Regions from separate parts of the Mus musculus genome. Here regions 1 and 3 are each linked to region 2. Evidence: chromatin loops called from intact Hi-C (ENCODE). Cell type or tissue: gastrocnemius. All regions are shown on one strand.

What was found. A loop is a pair of places that touch in the nucleus more often than their neighbours do. Peaks named below come from ENCODE experiments on the same cell type or tissue, not always from the same donor. Only the 100,000 strongest peaks of a DNase experiment are listed, where the experiment ranks them.
Region 1: it touches region 2 in a loop (2.9-fold over the local background); 3 of 42 quality-filtered maps call a loop at or near these places.
Region 3: it touches region 2 in a loop (2.0-fold over the local background); 9 of 42 quality-filtered maps call a loop at or near these places.

The regions. Positions count from the first base shown.
Region 1 is chr10:43,690,808-43,698,807 of GRCm38, forward strand. No RefSeq gene overlaps it. Among named protein-coding and RNA genes, the nearest start is that of Gm40632, 19 kb to the left of the region's middle. In gastrocnemius, no CTCF peak of the experiment used is centred here; DNase peaks (open chromatin) are centred at 4,946 and 7,306; H3K27ac peaks cover 3,642 bases.
Region 2 is chr10:43,739,703-43,747,702 of GRCm38, forward strand. Gm40634 (a long non-coding RNA gene) reads right to left here and starts at 3,354. Exons shown (of 3, transcript XR_871618.2): 1 at 3,072-3,354; 2 at 2,198-2,300; 3 at 1,607-1,995. It overlaps 1700027J07Rik (RIKEN cDNA 1700027J07 gene), which reads left to right and starts at 6,456. Exons shown (of 4, transcript NR_040581.2): 1 at 6,456-6,953. RefSeq lists an enhancer at 6,436-6,976. In gastrocnemius, a CTCF peak has its summit at 3,574 (motif pointing left); a DNase peak (open chromatin) is centred at 3,180; H3K4me3 peaks cover 2,494 bases; H3K27ac peaks cover 6,887 bases.
Region 3 is chr10:43,916,167-43,924,166 of GRCm38, forward strand. Rtn4ip1 (reticulon 4 interacting protein 1) reads left to right here. Exons shown (of 9, transcript NM_130892.5): 5 at 5,221-5,269. Among named protein-coding and RNA genes, the nearest start is that of Rtn4ip1, 18 kb to the left of the region's middle. In gastrocnemius, a CTCF peak has its summit at 3,006 (motif pointing left); a DNase peak (open chromatin) is centred at 2,999; H3K27ac peaks cover 977 bases.

The DNA of each region.
Region 1 (8,000 bases), 49 kb before region 2:
GAGCCACCATGTGGTTGCTGGGATTTGAACTCAGGAATTTCGGAAGAGCAGTCAGTGATCTTAACGGCTGAGCCATCTCTCCAGCCCCCAGCTCTTATATTTCTAAACCCACTCACCCAACCTTCCTCATATCTTCCTTTTGTCCCGGTTGCTCTTGAGTCTTGCTTTTAGAACTTCAACATGTGCGCAAAACCTCCAGTGATCTGTTTCAGGTATAGGCTCTGATTCAGTAGGACTGGGTGGTGTGGCCAGTCGAGGTTCTGCACGTCAATCATGCTCCTGGGCGGTGCCAACGCAGCGGGTCCTCAGACCACACCTTGATTACAAAATAAGCTTTGTACTCGAGGATCCTGACGCTTTCTTGTTCTGAAAGAGGTTTAAAATCAAAATCAAAACAAGCAAACAAACAACAACAACAAACCCCCAATAAATTAGTAACCTTGGCCAGCCGCGAACTAATAGTTTTTTGAAATGGTCTGTTCTTAACGCCCACTCCCACCCCGACCCTGTTGTTTAGATAATGCATTTAGAGGCAACGGCCAGGCCAGGATTCTCCAGCCTGTGTTTTATTTCTAAATGTGCTTGTGTTAGCTTCAGCCTAGTGCTTCACTCATAGGTCTCTTAGAGAGCAGTGCCTCTAATCTAATATTTCCAAAATAACGAGCAACTGCTGGCTGATGAGAACTAAGGTTGGCATAACGCTGTAAGATGAAGAGCTGGCCCTCTGTCTTGTGTCTCCCTGGGAGCTTCAGCAGTGACAAGTGGAGGGAAGTTTGGCTCACAGGACCAAGGTTTCTCCGACTGTAATCTTCATAGCAGATCTGAGCCACAGTTGTCTGCTTTGGTCAGTCAGACAGTAGAGTCCCCTTGGAGGACGAACATGGGGGAAGTTCAGTCGCTTTGAAGATAATGCCCTTTCCCTGCCTTCCCTTCCACTCCAGCTGTGAACAGTTGAAAAGACAACCAGGAAACAGCAGAGCCTCACGGAGAAAGGTGAAGTGTGGCTTTATGCACAGTTTCCAGGTAGCAGTTTTGACTGAGTCATAAAGCTGTCAGCTGTTTTCCCTACAGGGTTCTGAAGAGGCTTGTGGTGCGGTCTGTGATGCGATTCCACAGGGATGGGGAAGAGAGAATGTGAGAGGAGATAGCCCTTTGGTCTCCACACCCTTGGCATGAAGCAGATTGCATGACAACCACTTGACTTTGGAGACCTGTCCACCAAGGACACATCCATCTACATGTTTTGAGCACCCAGACAGGCAGCTACAGGGACAAAACAACTCCAAAGCAATTTCCCATCACCAAGCCCTGCCCTTTGAGCAAAACGTTTATGTGTGAAGCTCTCTCCCTCATCCTTACCTGCCTGCTCCCACTTCTGCTTAGCCTTCCTCCCTTACACACATTGTGCCTGGAAGCCTCTGCCTACTTAGAATATTCTAGAAGAAAATATACTCGAATTATTGATCCCCTTGCCCACTTAAAAACCTATAATAGTTTGGACTTGCTTTCAAGATCAAGGCTTAGCTAGATACTTCTGTCAACTCCAGGAAGCCATGTCACCTGCTGTTCTGGGGCATCAGTCTTGTTTCCCAGCATCCCACAGTGGGAGCTCCTGTGGCCGGCTTTCCCGGAACTCTTCTTCTAGCTGTTCTTGATATGTTTTCTCAAAGGAACTCACCCTTTCCAATGCCCTCCATGGCTGTCCTTAAAATATCAATTAAATAATTTGTTTGTTGTCTGTCCTCCTCAAAAGACTCGAATTGACTCAGTCATAGGCTAGGGGGCTGAATAGCAGAAACCATTTGTGCTGGGCAGTTCTATGTCAGTGGAGAGAGACACAAGCTAGAAAGGAGGGAAGAGGTTCAACTGAGAAAACGCTTCCCAAGATCAGGCTATAGGCAAACCTGTAAGGCATTTTCTTAATTAGGGATTGATGGAGGATGGCCCAGCCCATTGTGGGTCATGCCATCCCTGGGCTGGTGGCCTTGATTTCTTTAAGAGAGCAGGGTGAGCAAGCCATGATGAGCAGGCCGGTAAGCAGCATCCCTCCATGGCCTCTGTATCAGCTCCTGCCTCCAGGTTCCTGCCCACACAGCTTCTGGTGAGGGACTGTTCTATGGCACTGTGAGTGAAATCAACTCTTTCCTCCCCAGCTTACTTTTGGTCATGGTGTTTCAGCATAGTCATAGTGACTCTGACTAGGACACAGTCTTACAGGTCTACAGGCTGAAGGTCTAAGATCAAGATGTGAAGACGTAGGTCTCTGTCCTGGCTCTGCCTCTCTGTGTATCCTCACATGATCTCTCCGCATGTAGAGGGCCTGGAGTTCCTTCCTGTGTTCATATTTCTTCTCATAAGGCCACATTGTTAGGGTACATCCTTGTGGCCCCATTTTAACTTATATGGTCCTCTCAAAGGTCTTTTTTAACTCTTCAAAGATCCTCTGTCCAAATCGTGCCAGTGTCTGAGGTGTGGGGGTTAAGCCTTCAGCATATGAACTCTGAGGGACATGACGTAACCACAGTGGGGGTGCAGTTCTCTTGCTAGTGTTCCTGCCAGGGGGCACATGGGAGTCAGCAGAGAGTTGTTTGTGGCCCAGTGAAGTTGTTTCTCTCTGAGGTTTCCCACCACTCGCCCACAAGCCATTTGAGGCCTAAGCCCATCTCTGCCTGACAGGCTGCCCATGCCCCCGCGGAATTTTTTTTCTCTTCACCCATGCATAGTTCACATTGCCAGTTCTTATAGAGTCATTAGGGTTGCCTCCTTGACAAGACTGGCTAGCTCATGGGGGTGGGCACCTCCCACAAACCAGAAACAACTCCCCTTCCCCAAACCAATGGTGGGTGATTTCTTCATCTGGAATAATCCGAAACCACTATTGCCTCTTGTCGTTTACCAAAGTCTCCATTTAGGAGATCCTTGAAGGATGCCCAGTCAGAGGTAGGAAATGTCCCTCCTCCCTGATCACCTGCCTCTAGTTTAGAACTGGGATAGGAAAAAAGTCATGCAATTAGGTCTCCTGATGAATAAAGCATGTCTATTTCATCCTGAAAATAATGACTGCCAAGATGGAAACCATCCAGTCCTCAGCCTTTTCCATGTGGTAGATCGAAGACATCTCACTCCCTGAAGCATTCTGTGACTTAATGCTCCAAGGTATGCTAATCATAAAACAGACGGCGACATTCCTCCACCCACCAGCATCACAGATCCGTGTGGACACTGCTCTGTTTCCAGTTGTTATCTTTCACCAAGCTGGGGAGAATGTCTTCTGAGATTTAAAGAGTTAAGAGTAGTTGTGCAGTTGAACACATTCCCGGCTAAGTTAATTATTGACCTCCAGTGTGAATCACTCATGGCCTTTAGAAGTGGTATCTGAATACTTCCTCTGGCAGCAAATGTTATCCTGGCCTATTTATGGAACGGAGGCTGGGGTCAGGGACAGTATAAAGAATTAAGATACTTCCTTCCCCCCTCTGAACACTAACTGCCCCTTTAAATACTGCCTTTCTTCCTTGGCTACCTGCTCAGAGCACCTCAGTTAACTAGAAGGCTCTTGAACACCATGCCATTTTCTACACGGTCACGGGAAGAGACCAGATAACGTCTCTTTTTGTCATGAATGGAATCATGAGGACCAGCCATCTTACTGGTGTGTCCCATTCGGTTTCAGCCCTGGCAGTAGGAAAGGAACGTTTTAACATTCCGAGTAACTCTTCTCATTATACCCTAAGAGCTGGCTAAAAAACAAAGGCTTTCAGCTGATCTGAGGCTTTTCTGAGGGTTTGTGGTTAACCAAGGCCACACACCCAGTAAGCAACAAGATGGGATTTAATGGAAGTGACATGTGGTAGGGGCTGGACTCCTGTTGTATCTGGTATCAGCTCAGCTGGGCCTGCCTACTTTTACAAGAGAGAGGCCCAGTCAGGTCTCACTGGCTAAGGGGTTCAGGCTCAATGCCTGTGAAAACAGACACCAAGATAATCCGAGCTTCATTCCAGCGGCGTTAGGGCAGCTAATCCCCATTCCTTTGATGGGACAGAAAGCACAGGTGGAGGCCGGCAAGCGCTGGAAGGACCAGGCCTCTGCTTTGTTTGATCTGAGTCCTGGAGTTTTTCTCATAATGCCAAAGCCAGTTAAAGGTGTGTCAGTCCTTTACAGAAGAAGAGAAGGAGCTCTTTGGTTCTGCTTTTTTGAGACTGTGTCTGAGTCTGTTGCCCAGGTGGGTCTCGAACTCAGAGAGTGCTCCCACCACAGAATCCCAAGCTTCAATCACCTCGATGGGCTTATTTCTGGCTTGTTTCCTGTGGTGAATGAGGACCTATCAGGGTGCAGTCGACTGCTTTCCTGATACTGTACTGCAAGCTTTTATAATTATCAATAAACTTACAAAGTCTTCATTATAACAAGAATGTAAATTCATACAAACTGTTTCTCCATCCTAAAAAAAAATTAATGACAGCACTTTTTTTATTGATTTTTTTTTTTTTTTTTAGTTTGTGTGCAAAACAGTAGGTATTAATTATCATGGCGTCTGCCCCCAGATAGATATCATTGTACTTGGCTCATATCCATTCCCTGTCATCATGTCTCTGATCTTCCTCATTCCTCTGGCTGCTCCTGTGTTTATTAAGACAGGGTCTCACTCTATTGCCGAGGTTAACCTGGAATGGATGATCCTCCTGCTTCAGTGCTTTGTGCCGGGATTGCAGGCATGCTGGCAGGAGACACGCATGAGGTAAACAAGCGAATATTTCCATGGTTGGAAACTGGTGTGATTTACCAAAGCCAGCGACAAATCTTTCTGAACTTGTGTAGTCAACGGTCTGGTTTGCAGTCCAGGCCAGTGGAGCAGAGCATGCCCAGAGGCAACTGCTTCCCCCTCTGGACCCGCCCCAAAATGGGACTGGCTCGTGATAGATACAGTTGCCTCTTTTTCTTAAGTTTGTAATAGCTCCTCCGTGTAGGGTGGGAGGACCCCAAAGGAGATCTCCCGGGAATTTCAGCGAGCCCTTGGTGCCTTCAAGCCTCCCTGGAGACCATACTATAAGCAGTGGCATTTGGCTGCCAGTCTCTGTACAGAAGCCTCTAAGAGCCCGAGATTTCAACGTGAGGCTTGGCAGGCAGGCAGGCAGGTGCGCTCAAAGCCTGGCAGCCGCTGTCTTTCTCCCCAGTTCCACTTTCTGCCGTTTGAGTCAAACTCATCCCTTTCCCACCGCGTATTCCTGCACATCGGCACTTTGAGCCATCTGCTTTTTCTATATGCTTTTATTTAATAATCATGGAAACCCAGCTTTATAATCTCCAACTTCCAGAAAAAAGGAAACTGAAGTGCCAAGCACATTGGTGACTTACACATATGGAGTTAATAGAAAAATCAGCAATGTGGGTAGTCTGTGACTGTTTCTTTAGTAAAATAAAAAAAAATAATAATAATAAACAGAAAACTTAACTCTTGGCTCCAGTGAAGACGCTTAGAGTATCAGGTAACCAGGGAATGCTGCAGTGTCATAAGGATTCACACAACACCATTCTAGAGATAGGTTTGTTATGACCACTATTTTCTCTCTGTTCACTCATAAGGATATCACAAAGTTGAAAGCCTTGTCTGGTCAGTTGTGGTGTGTAGTGGGAGGAGTTGATAACTAAAAATCTAGTTTCCTAATTGTTTCTTGATTGGGTCAATAAAGATGGCCGAAGCCAATCACTGGGAGAAGGATAAGTCAGGATTTCCGGGGTGGAAGAGAAGGGGACAGATCGGGAGAGGTTTGGAAATCTGGACCAGGCAGTGGAGCAGATAGGGAGGACAGACTTGTAGGTCTCGGGGACCAATAGTTTGTAGCCTCCGCACCCACCTGCAGAGGCTAAAGAGGATGGGGCAGGATATTCTTAACCCAGCAGTTGTGTTATCTGACTGGTTTTAAAATATTAAGGCTGTCTGGTGTTTTTCAGCCACCGAGACTCAGGTGGGAGAAGAAAGCAGACCGCAGGGTTGGTCAGTCAGTGGATCGCAAGCAGTAGCTCCAAGTGTTCTCAGGAGGGTGTTGGGGAGTTTAGCAGAGCCAGCTGGAGGACTGGGCAGGATGGAAATGGAGCCAGCACTGCCATGATGTCTGAGCTAAGTTGTGAGGGGCCGCAGCACCAGGCAAGGAGCAAGCGTGCTTTTTAAAATTACGTGCAACAGTGGTGGCACACGCCTTTCATCCCAGCACTCAGGAGACAGAGGCAGGTGGATCTCTGACTTCCAGGACTACCTGGTCTTCAGATCGAGTTCCAGGACAGACAACGTTACATAGATAAACCCTATCTCCAAAAAAAGAAAAAAGAAAGGAGGAAGAGGAGGAGGAGAAGTCTGATTGGAGGCTACAGAGCAAAGATGTGGTAACTGCTTTGGAAGAAGCTAGGTGGGAAGGAAGAAAGGGGAGGGAGGAGAGGGTGTCTTCCTACAAATCTGTATCTTGCCTTTACTGGTTCACAGAAGATCATGTGGGCTTTAAGGGCTTTACAGAACAAGTTTACAGGGCTTCCCAAATGTCCCCCAAGGAGTTCTCCTTCAGACCGCTAGCCTCCTAATCCTCATTCTCTCCATGTTTTTGGTCATCTAACAACATCCAGGAGCTCTAATGCCTAGTCCCCACCAAACCTCTCTTGGGACGTTCCCCGGAGAGCATTGCTTCCTTTCTCGGGGGTCCTGCCCCACCATGGCTGCCAGCTAAGTCTAATGACAATTCCACCATGGAGGGAGTATATAAAAATGAAAATTCAGGGCTCAGTGGAGGTAAAGGTCCTTGCCATACAAGCCTGGCGACCTGAGTTTCATCCCTATGTAGTAGATGAAGAACCAGCTCCTCTGATACACACACACATGCATGCACACATACCCATGTCCACACATATACACACACACACACATAAATATATAAACACAAGATACACACATGCACACACAAAAACATACATGCACACACGTGCACACAGACAACACATGCATACACACAACACATATACGAGACACACACATACATACACATATATACACAAAGTAATAAAATATAATTTTAAAAATCTAAACGATTTCATTTAATAATGTGCTTAAAAGGAAGTTTTAGGGCCACACCTTTGATCCCAGTTCTCAGGAGGCAGTGGCAAGGGGATTCCTTGTCAGTTTGGCCTACAAAGTAAGTTCCAAGACAAACAGAGCTACATAATAGAGAGACTCTGTCTTTTAAAAAGAGAGAAGGAAGTTTTAAACCTGGCCTTAAAGACATTGGAGTGGTAGCATGGCCCTGAGAGCTGGCATAGTGCCCAAGATTTAGGAGGTAGATTACATCATGTTTTCCCGTGCCAGGCTTTTATCTGCGAGGGAAGTTCTTTTATATGAGTCTCTTGCAAATGATCTAATGTGAAGTCTTCATTATTTACACCTACTTCACATTGCTAAAGTGAAGAAATGCACTTGTATAAATTATTAATAATTTATGAGTTTATTCTTATTTGTTAATTTTATTCAGGTTTTCTTTTTGCTGAATTTTGACTTAAAAGCTTGTGCTATTTCGCATGTTTATTCTCATCAACCAAAAAAAGACGCTTGAAATGTGGGGGCCTGGGGAGTGTGTGGCCTTGGATTTATTTGTGCCTTAGAGTGAGGCTTCCTGCTCCCACTGCGGGTATGTACCAAGTTCCATTATCCTTACCTAGTGGAGGGCATTCACTGTGCTAATGCCTTTAGTCATCTCTCCTTTCTTAGATAACCCAAATAATGCCAGAATGATCAGCCCAGTTGCCTCCCCTCTCCCCTCCCAAGGAAGAAGTGCTTTTAGTCCTTTATGAATCACAAGGATCAGTGGCTAGAACAGAGAAAGTAAAAGGCAGAAAACACAGATGGAACTCGGCTTAGGAAAAAGTGGAGGGGGAGGAGAAGCCTAGGATAGACCAAGTAGAGCTATCTCAGCACACCCACACACACACACACACACACACACACACACCCACACCCCCCC
Region 2 (8,000 bases):
CAGAACAGCAAGGACTAAGCGTGCCTGAGCCTGGGAATAAGGGTGAAGCTGGCTGTGAGCCACAGCTGCCCCCAACTCTGGGGTCAGGACTGGACGCCCTCTGGACTCCTGCTTTGTCCCCATCCTGCCCTCTCTGTGATATTTGTGACACCTCTCTTCAGTCTGCATTCTCCTGCTGAAAATAACCTCTGCAGTGTGTGTGTGGCGTAGGGGCAGCACTCACAGTGAGTGACAGTTAAACCGGACGCCACTGCACACAGCCGCTTGGCAGCACAGGCCTTGGTGTGCCCCATGCTCCCTAACCCTACTTCTTCTCATCATTCATTCATTCATCAGCCAAGAAAGATTTCTCTTCCTCTCCATGACGAGTAAAACTGCTATTTCCCACTGTTACGGGGGGTGGGGGGGTGGGGGGGAGGTGGGAGGTTGGGGGGGCGGGAAGCCCAGAGCTCATCAGAAAACGGAGGGCAATGTCTGGAACCCTTCCCCCTGACAGCTCAGGGTTCAGGCCCCTTAACAAAACCTGTCAATTTCTTCTCCTTTTCTGTCCCAATATCTCTGGAAAAACTTGATCTGGTTGCCGTGGAGACGTCACTGACTTCAGAGAGGCTGTTTGTGGTAGATGAAAGCCATGTATGCCTGGCAGAGCTGAGCAGCTGTCAGAGTCGGCTGTTAGCAGAGGAAGTCACTAATTTCAGGCCGTGATCACTTAGGAGTGCAGACTGGAGGCGAGCTAAGGTCTGCTCCAAGGGAGCAAGAGCAAGCAGCCCTTGTTCAGGTTTTCTGTTTATTTCACGACCGTCACAATTACTTCTTTCTCTGTTCATTTCCTTCAGAAAATCCATAGCTTCTCGGTAGTGTGCTAGGTTAATTAGGCTGTGCCAGCAGCCCCAGGAAGCCCAAAGCCTCTTATGACGTCATTTCCTTTGGAAAGTATACTCAGGATTGCCAGCCACCAAATTATCAACGAGGCTTTCGTCAACAGTCTCCACCAGGTGCACAAGAGGAAAGCAGAGATGTGTGTGTGTCTGGAAAATTGGGGGAGAAGCCGCTACCTCTAAAAGGACATGCGTGGTCTTCAGAAAACTGATCCATGCAGGGTTTTGTTTGCTTGCCTGTTTGTTTGTTTGTTTTTAATTCTTTCTATTTGTCCAATGGGAATCTTAAAAAGAAAAACTGAATTTTGGGACTTTACATGTTTGATTACACAAGTTTGTTTATTTTTCTAAAACGGGCTTAGCCAACAGGGCCTTGAGAATACATTTTCCACCAAGCACCGCACGGGGTTCACAGAACGCTTCTCCAGGGAGACGCGGACAAACATCTACTCCTTTCTGGAGCACCGAGGATAAACCAGAAGGACCAGTCCACCCAGGGGGCCCAATGTGGGGAGCCCATGAGTTTATTTGGCTTATTTACAGAGCAGGGTTGAGGGGTTACTTACAGGAGCAGGGGACCCCAAGGCAGCTGTCTTGCCCCAGCACAGATAACAACTCCTCCACAGCAGGGATGGAGTTCCTTAGGCCTTCCACCATCCGTGTGTGCTGCAGCTCTCCAGATCACAACTTCACACACAGAAAGGCAGGTTACGGGGGTGGGGGGGGTGGGGGCGGGGGTGGGGGGCAGTCTTGAATTAACTGGGGACTCTACTGTGAAAGAACCAGCTGGGGAGCCCAGGGACAAAGTTACAGCCGATCCTCAGTCCCAGCCTTTCTTCTTGAAGTCCAGTCACACGTCGGCCACATTTCACCTCTGCTGATCGTTTCCAGCTCGAGATAGCCTTTTGTTCTCCATAGGGAGCGACAGTGCATATTCCACAAAGGACTCTCAGCCTGATAGCTGGGTCAGTGTGGGGGAGGCACAGCCTTCTCCTGTGGTTAGAGATGGCTTGGACAGAGGCAGAGACGCGTTCCAGTCTGTCCCTGGGCATCGATGGCATCCGGCATCTGCTCACCGTCTGAGCTGGAGCTCCTTCCTGACTTGAGCTGCCTGGCACTAGGGGACAGTGATAAAGAGAGTACAGCTTAAGGAACCAGGAGCAGGAGGTCAGCCATGTATCCAGGACACGCTATATCCAGAGCTCCGAGGCTCCAGAAGAGAAAGCTTAGGACAGAAGGCCTCAAATCCTCCCTCATCGACTCTCGGCCCACAGGCATTCAGCCCTCACCACAGGCATAGCAAGTTCAGCTGTTGTCACCTGTCCATGTGATGGCTCTTCCTTTCCCCGAGTTATCTTGAAAGCATCTTCCCCTACAGATGAACTCAGGTTTGCATGTGCCATTGGAGAGAGTCCTGTACCACTTCCGGAAAAAAAAAAAGATAACGCCAGTTATGCAAAACATTATGAGAAAGGGAATAATCTTCACTCATTTAACAGTTATCTACTGCATCCATTTATGAGTCAATATTAAATATTTAATCTACCTTTAAGGATCATTTTTAAATTTCCTTAAAACTACCTTTCTTGAGGAGTTCTTCCTGCATAGTAGGAAGCCCCACCCATTTTATTTAGTTATTTGGCAGGGGTGTAGACACATGCATGGCTCTGTGAGAGAATGGAGGACAGAGGGTAACATGTGAGAGTCAGTTCCCTCTCTGTCATTTGGGTCCTTGGGATTGGATCCTTGGGCTTGGTGGCAAGAGCTTTTACCTGCTGAGCCATCCCACCAGCCCCCAGTTTACCGGTCTTAAGTGTACAGGCTATGTTTGACAGCAGCATAAGGTAATATAACCTTCACCCAAATCGAGACACAGAACATTTTGTCACTCTGAGTTGCTCCACACAGTACCCTGACCTTTTCCCCTCCCCCAAGCCATGGGCAACAACGGATCTGGTTTCTGTCGCTATCCTTTTGCTTTTCTGTAAAATAATGAGGAACATACATCTCAGTAGGAGCTACAGCCAAATAATGAAATAGGAATTTTCACTGTCACATAGAACGAGAGCTCTGAAAAAGACACAGCTATGCTATGGAGCACGTAAGACGAGACGGAGCTTCCGAGCTGAGGTCTGGGGGGTGGGGGTGGGGTGTCAGCAGTCGGTCACATGACTGATTCACCCAGGACCTCACCTTCTCATAGCTCAAGGGTGAGGAGTGGCAGGGGAAACGAGCGGTGCAGGCAAGGGGGCTCTTTGTGAGCTTCCTTTGGCCTTTGTTCCCGCAGAGCCACTTAGGGACTCCCTGCTTGAGGCAGGCACGTGACAGGGTCCAATTTGCATTTTGGAAGGATTACTCCACACTCTCGAGGAAACAGAGTCAAGGAAGAATTGGAAGCCTGAAGTGAGGCTGGCAGCCTCAGCCATGGCTGTGGTGAGCAGGGGGAGGAGTGGACAAAGACAGTAAGTGGATCTTTAGGAGGCAGGGTACAGGATAGAAGGATGGTGGGGGCGGGGTGGGGATGGGAAAGGGGTGGGGAATGGGGGAAGTGAAAGAGAATGTTTCCCTTGGGCTAGAGAGGTGGCTTAAGAGCACTTGACTGCTCTTCCAGAGGTTCTGAGTTCAATTCCCAGCAACCACATGGTGGCTCACAACCATTTATAATGGGATCTGATGCCCTCTTCTGGTGTGTCTGAAGAGAGCAACAGTGTACTCATATACATAAAATTAATAAATCTTTAAAAAAGGAAGACAACAAGAATTAAAAAAAAAGAAAAGAATGCTTCTCTTGTTTCTAGAGTGGATGTTTGCTTGAAAATAAAAATGGTAGCATCAATTGAAGGGACACTGTGGCTGAAGCAGGTTGGTAGCATGGCAGTGGAGACATGGGTTCTGAGAATGCAGCTAAGGGGCAATGTCCAGAGGACACTAGATGTGCCAGTCTAGAGCTCAGAGAAGAGATTCCATTCCATTGTCTGTAAACTTCTAGGTTCTCCTACAGCCTGATAGAAAGCCAAAGAATTTGTCCCATTCCTTTCTCTCTCTCTCCTTTTTTTTTTTTTTTTTTTTTTTTTTTTTTTTTGAGAAAAGGTTTCTCTGTATAGCCCTGGCTGTAGAACACTTTGGCTTCAAAGTCAGAAGTCTGCCATTCTCCTCTACCCTACAAGTTCTGGGATCAAAGGTGTATACCACCACAACACCTGGCCAAGAGGAACTTTCTTTCATTAAGTAGAATTTTCTTCCTAAATAGTTTGTTCTAGAAAGCCGATTCATTTAACAAATCTTTTGAAACACTGGGAAAGGGCTCTGGGCTTTTGGCACATTTCTTCTCAGTCCATCCAGTAACCACGTGTTAGGTGAGGAAGGAGCTCGCCAAGGCGGGCAGTTTTCTAGTTGCATGTTGCTCAGGGGCGCCGATGTTCCATGTTTTGTGATACTGATAGTGTGCTTTGTGCATTTATAAAACCAAGGCTGGAGAAGGTTTCAGCACATAGTCTACAAGTAGATTAAATGATCAACGAATAATCTGTCCTTCACCAAGGTCCCTTTCTCTTTGAAGCTGAAAGATATTAAGGGAGCTGTGTTAGCCTGTGCTCTCCAGAGAGGCAGACTAACATAGCACACGTGGAACTTTATTAGAGACTGCGTCATCAATGTGGAGGCCAAGCAGCCCTTCAGTCTGCCATCTGCACGATAAAGAACAAGGAAGACCAGGGGGTGTGAACCCCAGTGTAAGCCTGAGGGCTCTCATGTCAGGACTGATGTGCAAAGACAGGGAGAGGGGGGCTCCCCAGCTCAAACAGGTGGTAAAGCTCACCCTTTCTCCACCTCTTCTGTGCTGTTTGTTCCTTCAAGGGATTATTAGATCATGTCCAACTACGCTACAGACACCCCTCTTCTTCATTCAGTCTGCAAATGTAAGTGTTAAGGTCTTCCAGAAACATCTGTAGCAAATGCAGAAATAGGATTTTTCTCTGTCTATCTGAATATTCTGCTCCCTAGTCAAAGTGACAAAGGAAACCATCACAAACCATCTAGGCTTTGTTTTATTAAAGAATAACTGGAGAGACCTAGTCCAGGTTGTGCCTGGCCATGGGGAAGAGGACAGGGAAGCAGACGACACTGTCCATGCTGCCTGGAATGAAAAACCACATTATCACTCTCTAGGGCCAAGGAAGCCTCAGTCTTTTTTAGAAATACCACCTGAAAGAAGAGAGATGTGCAATTCTGCAGGCAATGTCATTCTTTTCAGGGATCCTCAATGTGAAATTTAACAGCCTATTCCTTTGTCACTCCTAAGGATGTTGGTGAGAGGGGTATTTAAATCGCCTTTCTGTCACTACAACAAAATGCATGAGATAATCAACTTACAAAGAGGAAAGGTTGTCCAGCTCATGGTTTTAAAGGTTCTACTCCATAACCAAGAAGACCAATTTCTGGCAAGCCTTTGGTGAGGTTGCCGGAGGCAAAGTCTATCTTTAAGCATGTTTGAGCAAACTCCTCATACCATGGCCAGAAGAAGCAAAAGAGAAAAGAGTGGGTACCACAAGAAGATGTGTGCCTCTTCTGGGGCACACATCCAGTGATCTAGGACTTCTCTACTAGATCCCACCTCTCCCCACAATAGCATTGACTGGGGACCATGCCTTCAACGCATGGAGGTACACCAAATCCAAACTATAGCAAGGACTAGGTAGACTCACAACATACAGGCCATGTTGTCTTTGCCACCCGGTGAAGTGAATCACAGAACATCTTTTGAATAGGAACTTTCACCTTTTGTTATATCAGCAGGAATGCAGGCAGCCAGGACTCATCCAATATGTGCAGCTTACCAAAGTCCCAAGTGGACTATATTAATGCTCTGTGCTTAAGCCATACCTCTCAGAATGGGGCTGTGGCTCTGTTACCACAAGTCCTTGCCTCTAACAGGATTGAGACCCTGGGTTCCATTCCCAGCCCATCCTGCACTTCACTAACAGTAATAATAAGCCAGGGTTCCATCCCCAGCCCGTCCTGCATGTCACTAACAGTAATAACCCAGTGAAAACAAGTGTCTCCCACACCCCTCCACGACTAATGACACAGGACACTCAAATATAAAAGGCATGAGTTGCTGGCAGTCATTTCAACTATCTAGAACCCTAAGCTAGTGCACACTTGACTTTTCCTCTGTTCTCCGTTAGGTTGACACTCAGCCAGCCCTCCTGTTTACTAGTTGTCTGAGAGAAATTTAGAAAAACAAAACAAAACAAAAACCAAACAAACAAAAAAATGGTTTTAGTACAACCTAGGTCACATTCTTCTCATGTTGGTTGCTGCATAGTCGGAAGGGGTTACGTCAAGGGAAATTGACACCTACCCTTCTCATTTGCTCTTTGATTTGCACACTCATCAGAAGACTAGAGCCATTTGATACTTCACAAGATGATTCCCCTTAGCAGACACTGAGGGAAGGGGGAGTCACCTGGCCCCAGCATCTGGTAACTGTTCCCATTTCAACTGTTGACTCAATAAATGCCCTTGGGCAAGTCACTGAACCTCTCCACATTTAGTCTCTGGGGAATGAAATCTGCCAACTGTATTATGTGGGTTTGAACCTCACTGCCCTCTGGGATAAAAATAGGAGAGGACCAGGTGTCAGCTGGTCCCAAACTGATGTAAGGATGGCGGCCATGGGATCTCAAAGATGTCCTTGAGCTATAAATTCTATAATAGGGTCACGGGACACAGAGGCCCTCAGGCATTTATTTGGCTTGTGTGATAAATTCCAGCCCTTGAAATTTTTCCAGCCACTCTTGAATACTCTGCCTGGCCCCGCCCCCACTCCTCAGTATTTCTCCCGCCATAATACTCAACTCTGAATGCTGTTGCTTTGTCACAAAACTCTTGGACCGTAAACTTCCCAAGGGAGGAGATAACGTCAGCACAAGCTTCATTGTCAAGTACACACCAGGCAAGTGGGCATACTACGTGAATTGTTTGCCATATGGACGAGTGAATGAAGACTTCCCAGGCTCCAGAGAACATTCCACTCCTCTGCCTCTGGGATCATCCATCCCTGGCCAACATAAGGTAGGATCTGACCCCATTTCCCCACCATACTTACCATCAGTGGTGAGGATCACTGTCATCTTTACTGGATTTACAATCACCTAGAAACATGCCTGTGGGTGTATTGGGGAGGGTGTTTCAACTGATGACTAAGAAAGAGAAAGCTAGCTGAATACCATGAGACACTGTCTCAAGCTCCAGTCTTCATTACTACAACCTGCTCTCACAGCCATCCATGGCGAGGGCACCCTCACTGGGGGGGAGGCTATCCCTCAAACAGTGTGCTGAAGTGAGTCTTTTTTTTTTTTTTTTTAAATGGTTTTTTGAGACAGGGTTTCTCTGTATAGCTGTTGCTGTCCTGGAACTCACTTTGTAGACCAGGCTGGCCTTGAACTCAGAAATCCGCCTGCCTCTGCCTCCCGAGTGCTGGGATATCTAGACCAGGGTGGCCTCAAACTGGTAGAGATCCCTCTGCCTCTACCTTTGTTGCTGGGATCGAAGGCCTATGCCATCATGGCCGGCTCCCTCTATTCATTCTTTAAGGAAGGTTCTCTTTACAGATGTGGAAGAACAGTCTCAAGAGCAGATGTCAACACCATAACCAGAATTGTCCGGATTTTTGACTGAATGTAGGACTCATTTAGAGTCACGTGTCTGATGTTATGTGTAAAGACTGGCCAAAATCTTATCCCTAGCTTACATACAAGCACAGGCAGATAATTAGCCAAACTTCTTCTCTTGACTCTGGCTAAAGGTATCTAGGAAGTCAGGGACAACCATATAAATAACTTTCACGCTGAACTCGGAGACAATGGAAGTAGTTCAGACATCTAAAAACTCAGTGTAAGAGACTCCTAGTGCCACTGCTTGGCACAGAAGGGAGACTCAGCCCTAGAAGGCCTATGCTTCAGGAGAGGGCTTGACTCTCTGGGTTTCCCTATGCCCTCCTCCCTGAACAGATAGTTTCAGATTCCAGTGGAAGTCATCCAACAGACCAAGATCCCTCACTTTCCTCCCAGCATTCCTGCTAAATACAGCATCCAGGTCAACTGGAGTCATCTGCAAGTG
Region 3 (8,000 bases), 180 kb after region 2:
CTCTTCCTCTGCATTGAAATTTTTTAAAGGTGTATTTACCTATGTATGTGTGCGCCTGTGGTAAACAGGTGTCATAGGTGCCCCGGGAGGTCTTAGGAAGTCAGTTCTCTCCTTCCATGTGTGCGTCCTGGGGACCACACTCAGGGCTCCCGTCTTAGTAGCAAGCATCTTCACCAGCTGGGCGCTCTCATCTGTGTGCGGTGATGTGCTGGCGCACATCATACACACATGTGCAGAGGGCAGAGGACAACTTTTGTTGAAATCGAGTTTCCCTTCAGGTTCAAGGGATCGCGCTCAGGTCCTGCACCTGCTGAGCCATCTTGCCAGTCTGAAGTAGGTTCTTTTTGTGTACCCCAGGCTGATTTTGAACGTTTGTTCTTCTTCTCCTCAGGCTCCCGAGTGTTGGGATTGCAAGCCTGCACTATTACCCCTGCTGTGGGAGGCATTATTAAGCCGCAGTAGCTAGGAAGAACTTTTAACTCTATGCAGAAACGACTTGGAATCACAGACAGTATTTCCCACTAAACACAAAGCAAATAGACAACAGTTCCTCTTATCCAGGAAAGATAACTTCCTCAGTGGATTCTGAATCTATAGATAAACAGAATCAGTTTATTGTTGTGCTCTTGTTAAAGTTATTTAAAACTCAGACATTATTTATTTCTATAATTTTGAATTTTTTGTTTTGGGGCCACAGTTGAGGGTGGGTAATTAGAATCACAGAATGTGAAACCACAAATAGGAAGAAACCACTGTGTCTCTGAGTCAACTTATCTAGTATCGCTGGTAGAGGGGGAGGGTGAAGGAGCCAGTAGAGGAGGGGAAGAGGCCTCCATCTTAGCTGCTTGTGGTTGTCGTATCTTAGTTTTGTTAAGTTGTACAAAGGCTCTGTGTGTGCAAATCTGCTGCCAGGGCTCCTGTGTGGGTGAAAGGCTACCCCTAACAATGAACCTAACAGTTCATCCTACTGTGAACATTCCACTTCTCATCTTGGTTACCCTCAGTATTCCTCCCTTGAGTCAGCCTCTGCGTGTGACCCGAGGACCTGGTGCTCCACGCCTGTCCCCAGGGCCTGTCCTACATGGACAGTCCATCTTAAGGTCCAGTTGAAGTTCTGAATAATCTTAGATAATAGAACCACTGTTAGTCGGTATCTCAAGTTCTTGATCCATTATGGGGGAGGCAGTTACCCTGGGCATTTGCCAAAGTATATAAATAGCTTTGTGCTCATGGGAAAGGGTGTTTATATTTCAGATGTCTAACTCATACATGAACTGTTCTGTAACCTGGGAGATGTCAGTATGAGTTACAGAGATTCAGAAGGGAAGGAAACCAGCCCAGGCTCTCTTAGTCCCCATTCGGTTGCTTTGTTCGTAACTGTATTATCTCCCTCAGTCAAAGTTTCTCATCCACGGTAGTTAGTAGGGAACTTAGCATGGTAAGTAAGCAGCATGTTGTGCTAGGATAGGTCGGCTGCAGCTTCACCTGTCTCTCCACTCCCACATTGAAAAGGAGCTCGTGAAACTCAAATGTGGGTCATCGTCAGCACCATTCTTATTTCCTAAAGGTCATTGTTTTTACCTGTAGAAAACATAGCCAGACTTCATCGTTTTTATTGGGATCTACTAGGAGTATTTTAATCTCACGGGGAGCCAGGAAAGCCTATTACACCTGTGTTAAAAAGCACAACATGAGTCAGTGCCGAGATCTGGACATTTGCAGCCCAGGTTTCTTCAGGCCAAGACAGAACAGAAACTTGAGAGTAAATTCCTCCTTCGGGTTCCCTCATGGTTGTGTGTGTGTGCACATGTGCACTCGAGTTTTTGTGTCTGTGAATGTATGCCACATGTGTGAGAGCACTTGTGGAAGCCAGAAGTCTGATCTCCTTGAAGTAGAGTTGTGGCAATTGAAAGGCACCTGATGTGGGTGCTGGGAACTGAACTCAGGTCCTCTGGAAGAGCAGTAAGTGTTCTTATCTGCTGAGCCATCTCTCCAAAGAAGCCACTGTTAAATCAGCACATTATTGGCTTATTCAAACATTAGGCAGAAATGACAGAGCGAATTAGGATTTTAGAGTTTAAGAAAGCAAGTATGATAGCACATACCTGTAACCAACCACTCTGGAGGCTGAGCTAGGAGGGCCAGGACTTCAAGACCACCCTCGGCTCCATAGCAAGGTCTGAGGCCAGCGGGGGCTACCTAATACTCTGTCTCAACAACAAAGAAGAATGCATAGCATTGTAGTCATCATTCCTATTCTCTAGTGCTTTCTAGGTCTGCCATTAATTAGATCAAGCCACAGAATTTTCAGAGTAAGCTGTGGTCTATGAAGTGAGGAGCCATGTGTTAAAGACCTGGGCAATCTTGAATTACAATGTTCATGGGCTTTTTCCTATAGAAGCCAGTGGTTCTCAGCCTGTGGGTTGTAACCCCTTTGGCAAACATCTGTCTTCAAAATATTTACATGATGATTTATAACAGTGGCAAAATTACAGTCATGAAATAGCAGTGAAAACAGTTTTATGGTTGGGAGTCTCCACAATATGAACTGTCTCAAAGGCTGCCGACCATTGATATAAAATAGCAAGCAGCACACTTTTTTCACCATTTTTTTCTTTTTTCTAACTTTGGTTGGGTGTGCATGTGGAGTGTGGTGATACAGCAAGGTAGGTAAGAAAATCCTCCTGAACAGCACTGGGGGACAGAGTGAGGGTGGGCGCCACGGTGCTCTTCCCTTAGGTCTGCGAGGTACTTTATAGAATACAGTTAGCTTAGCCACAGAACGTCAGCTTATTGCTGGCTTTAGACTTTATTTTGCCTGCTGTCCCTTTAGAGATTGGCTTTGTTCGGAAAAAGAATAGGCCCTGCCTGACCCTACACAAAACTAAAGTTTGTGCGGCCAGAAAAAAGTCCTCCCTCAGTGTCTCAGCACTTCCTTGGTGCGCCTCCATCCCGTCTTGAGCCTGCTTCTCTGCTCGTTTGCACTTTGAGGGCTCCCTCAGGTGGCAGCATTGGGAACTGACACTGGTTGTAGAGCATCACGCTTTTGTGAGATAATTTTGCTGTTTTATTTAGGAAGTGAGGCTGCTTCGGATTAAGGGTTATGGGGAAGAGACAAGCTGACAGGAAGGAGGTCAGAGACATGTCTGTCAGTTGGAACCCGGGCAGCCATGATATTTGCTGTCCTTTTAATCCTGTCTGCTAAGTGTGTCCTCCTTTATCTCCAGTCCTTGTGCAAAGCAGACATCCCTCCAGGCTGAGTACTGCTAGTGCTGGGGTGCTTCTAACAGTAGTGCCGCTGGTTTGTAGCTTCCATAGGAAATCGTCTCAAGCCACCAGAGAGGCGTTTTCTTAAGCAGAGCCTTAGGAGTCAAAAATCACCGCTGTTAGACAAAAAAACTTGGTAAAATGCCTGTCCTTTCTCTGTCCTAATGTAGAGTAAAAGAAAAGTGTGATGTTACTTGAAGGAGAATTTGACTAATTTAGGTAATAATCAAAGAGTCAAGGCCAAGTATTTTATGGGTAAATTAACTGTTAAAAATCCGTATGATAGTTGTTTTGTTGTTTACATGATTTGGTTTGAGAGAGTCTCACTGAGCTGCCCAGGCTGATCTTGACCTTACATTCTCCTGCCTCAGCCTCCTCCTCCCGAGTGCTGGGATTCCAGGTGTGTACCAGCACCTCAGCTGTGTGACACTTCCTGTGTCATATTTCCCCACTTGGGAATACTAACGCTATCGCATGGGTTGAAGTTTGGAGGAGATGGAACATCTGCAGAGTGTCACCTCTTCTTCACTAGTGATAGCTTTGAGATGAAAACCACTTCTAGAAGTAACGTGATTTTCAAAGAGACTTTTTAAAATTATATTTAATGGTATTTCAAAGGGAACAGCTGACTTGGAAATTATAGTCATAACTCTTAACACACAACAGATGATAATAATCAGCCTCTGTGATTTGCGTGAGGGACAGAAAGATGAAGTAGCTAAGATTACAGGCAGGGTGTGTGTTCTAAGGCTCAGTGCACTGGTTAGCAGTAGGTGGCAAAATTCTATACTGTCTCGTAGTGAAGATAGAGGGCCTATAACTAGTAGTTATGTAATGATAGTGGTAGATAGACGGCAGGCACCCCCTCCACTTATCTCAGGAGTGTTTTCTGTGGGCGCTCAGGGAATTTTCATGAAATAGCCTCCGTAATAGTTAATATAGTACCAGATACCAGACCCCATTATGTCATGGCCTTCCACCTCTACTGGGTACAATGTTCTAGATATTTGACATCATGCAGCCCAGGTTCCGCCCCCCCCCCCCCCATGTGTGTACACATGTATGTTCCATAGCACTCGCATGGAGGCAGACAACACCTTTCAGGAGTTTGTTCTGCCCTCTTACCCCCACTCCTGCGGGTGCCGATGGTTGCTCTCAGGTGGTCAGACTTTCCTGTCAAGCCCTTTTACCCACTGAACCATCTTGCCTGCCTGATGCTGTGAGTTTTGACTACTGATTCTTTCAGATCTCAGACTTCTTTGGGAAATGGATGGTGGCTTTGTATCCTTCTCTTTGCCTATGCACACCTAGCCTTGCATTACATTTTTGGAGAGTCACAAATGTAGAGGATCAGGCTCTCTCCCTCCCTTCTTACCTCTGCCCTCTCTATGGACTCCAGGCTAAGTCGTCTCTCCCCTAGCCCAGGTCTCCAGTGGCAGGAGGCCACTGCGTAGCTGTGGTAAGAGCCTGGAGCCCAGGATGCTTGTGCTGACAGCACAGTCAGCGGCTTATACAGGAAATCCTACCGAGATGAGTCTGTCTGTGACAGTTGACGAGCTTAGCAAGACATGCCTGGACACAAGGTGCTCTTCTACCTCTGCAGGAATGTGGTCAGGAATGTGACTTCTGAGAGAACAGCATTAAGAAGTTTCCTCCTTACAGAGAAGCGCGCTAACTTTAGCCTAGAATAACTGACTGTGAAGCGGAGGTTACAAAGCACCATCTAAGCTACCTGCAGAAGTGAATTGTTTGTCTGTGAGTGTTTTGTGTTTCAGTTAAGAGTGTGCTAAAGGTTTCGTTTTAACTCTCTGCAGCTTCTTGGTGAACGCTGTAATTCAGCCTTGGGAAGGAGGATGGCTTTAGTTGCTTTGGGGACTGTTTGTCACTGAGGAAGTTTCATCTTTAGAGTGTGCTGCCCAGTGTCTCACCGCTGTGCTTTCTCTTCTGTTGCAGTGCCTTAATCTTGGGTGCGTCAGGTGGAGTTGGTACTTTTGCGATACAGGTAAAAGGATTTCTTAATCTTGTGATTAGGAAGACTTTTGTTTATATGAATTTATAAATTCATATGTTATAAATTACTTTCCTCAAAAGCTGAGTCTAGTGTACTAGTTAGTTTTGTTAACACCAACTATAGTTACCTGGGAAGAGGGAATGTCTGTCAAATAGGCTCGTGAGCATGTTCATGGGGCATTTTCATGACTAATGTTCAATGTGGGAGGGGCCAGCCCACTGTGGATGGTGCCACCCCAGGACAGGTGCTCCTGAGTTGTATAAGAAAGCAGGCTGGACAGGCCATGGAAACCAGCCAGTGAACAGCATTCCTCCATGGCCTCTGCTTCAGTTCCTGCCCCGACTTCCTCTCTAATGGACTGTAGTCTGTGAGCTGAGATACTGTACTCCCCAGATTTGGTCTGGTCATTTTAACCCAGTTATAGAGCTAGGGCATCCAGGAAATGCCTTCTGGTGTGAGTGATCCGAGTGAGCTTGCCTAATAATTAAAGGGAACACTAGCCTCTCCGGTAGTTTAACATGGAACATTTAAAACAGTTAAAGAAGCACAAACAGTTGAGTGTGTGGAGCAAGCCCTTTGGGAGGAAGACCATGGTGCCTGTAGAGACTGGTTTGCAGTAAGCAGCGGATACCAAAAGCTGTTGCTGCTTCTAGTCAAGAATGTTACAGGCTTTTTGTAGAAATTAAGAAGCTGATTCTAAACTACATAGGGAAATGCAATAGCCAGAAGATCAGTTAAAAAGCTAGTGTACATTCAAAATGATCTATGTATTCAATGTGTAAAGCCAATAAAAAGGTCAGCTACATTTTCCCCACATGTGGCAAGTTTATTCTGAAATGAACATACAATTGCAAGCTAAATTTTTGAAAAGGAATAAAATTAGTTCCAAATTTCCAAATCTTAATCTTACTATTAAGTTAGAGTAATCAAAATAGTGGGATAGTGGCATAAGATGGGTCTCTCTCCTCCTCCTTCCCTCCCTCCCTCCCTCCTTCTCTTTGTGTGTGTGTGTGTTTGTGTAGAGGGAGGAAGGGAAACAGAGAGGACGTGGAAGTGAGAGAGAGAGCCAGTTAGCAAGAGCACATAATGGAAGAGAATTAACTATCTAGAGACAAGTCTATCTATCTATCTATCTATCTATCTATCCATCTAGATATATATACTCAGTTTTGCTGTTTCAAGTGTCTGTGTGAGAGTATGCCATGTGTACAGGTGTCTGAGAGGCCAGAAGAGGGCGTTTGACCCTGAAGTTGGAGTGATAGTGATTATGAGCTTGGTAACTGCTGCAGGATTCTGTGGGAGAGCAGCCAGTGCTTTTAACTTACAAGCCATATCTCCAGCCCCGTCATCTGATTTTTAACAAAGAATGACAAAATCATTACATGAGAGACAGTGTCCTTCTAACAGATGATAAGACAGCTCGATGTCCACATACGAAGGAAACAAATTGGGTCCTCATGATACCCAAAATAATTCAAGGTGAATCAAAGATTAATGTAAGAGCACCAGCCATAAAACTCTTAGAAAAACCAGCTATAAATATTCATCACCTTAGATTTGGCAGCACACTCTTAGATGTGACACTAAAAACAAAAGTTGAACTTTACCAAGTTAAAAATCTTGATACATCAAAGGGCACTATCAAGGGATAAAAAGAGAAGCAGCCTACATGTTTTAGGTACTGTCTGTGCCTGTGACAGAAGAGATGAAGAAAGGACACGCTCTGGCTCACAGTCCCAGGATGCAGTCAGGGGAGTCACAGCAGCAGAGTCTTGGGGCAGCTGATCTTACACCTGCAGCCAGGAAGCGGAAGGCCATGGACTCTGATGCTCAGCCAGCTCTTCTTTCTGTGCAGTCTGGCACCTCAATCAGGAAGTGGGGCTGCCCATGGTAAGGTGGGTCTCCCCACCTCAGTTACCTGGTGTAGATAATCCCTCACAGGTGTGCCTAGGGGCTTGTCACCAGGGGATTCTAGATCCTGACAAGTTAGCAATTGATATTAACCATCACACCGAGGAGAGTATTTATAAGTTATTAATCTGAAAAAGGTTTGATCTCCATACTACATAAAGGACCCACACTTGAACAACAAAAAGACATTACCACTTTTAAACCAGAAAAGATGCCAAACATGGTGGTAAATGCTTGTAATCCCAGCACTTGGAAGGCTGAGGCAGGAGGATTTTTAGTTTGAGGCCAGCCAAGGTTACCTAAGTGAGATCCTGTGTTAAGGAAACAAAGCTCAGTGAAGCACATTGTGTGTACAGTTAATATACACCAATAAGAAATGTGGGAAAGCCTGGCAGTGGTGGCGTATGCCTTTAATCCCAGCACTTGGGAGGCAGAGGCAGGTGGATCTCTGATTTCGAGGCCAGCCTGGTCTACAGAGTGAGTTCCAGGACAGCCAGGGCTACACAGAGAAACCCTGTCTCAAAAAAACCAAAAAAAAAATTAAAAAGAAAAAAGAAAAAATTCAAAGAAATGTGGGAAAAACTCAGAGTAGACTGTTGTTGAAAGAGCTCGTGGAAATGGCCTGTGAGTTTATGGGAAGCCGCTGGGCATTCCTCCATTGGGGAACATCATTCAAAACTACAATGAGACTGTTGAGCAGAGCAGGAAGATCCTCGAGCCCATAGATCTCCAGAGAAACCAGGAATGTGAAGCATACAGGGTTGTCTTTCTAGTGGGAAAGATGAAAAACCTGTTTTTCCACCCAGAAAGC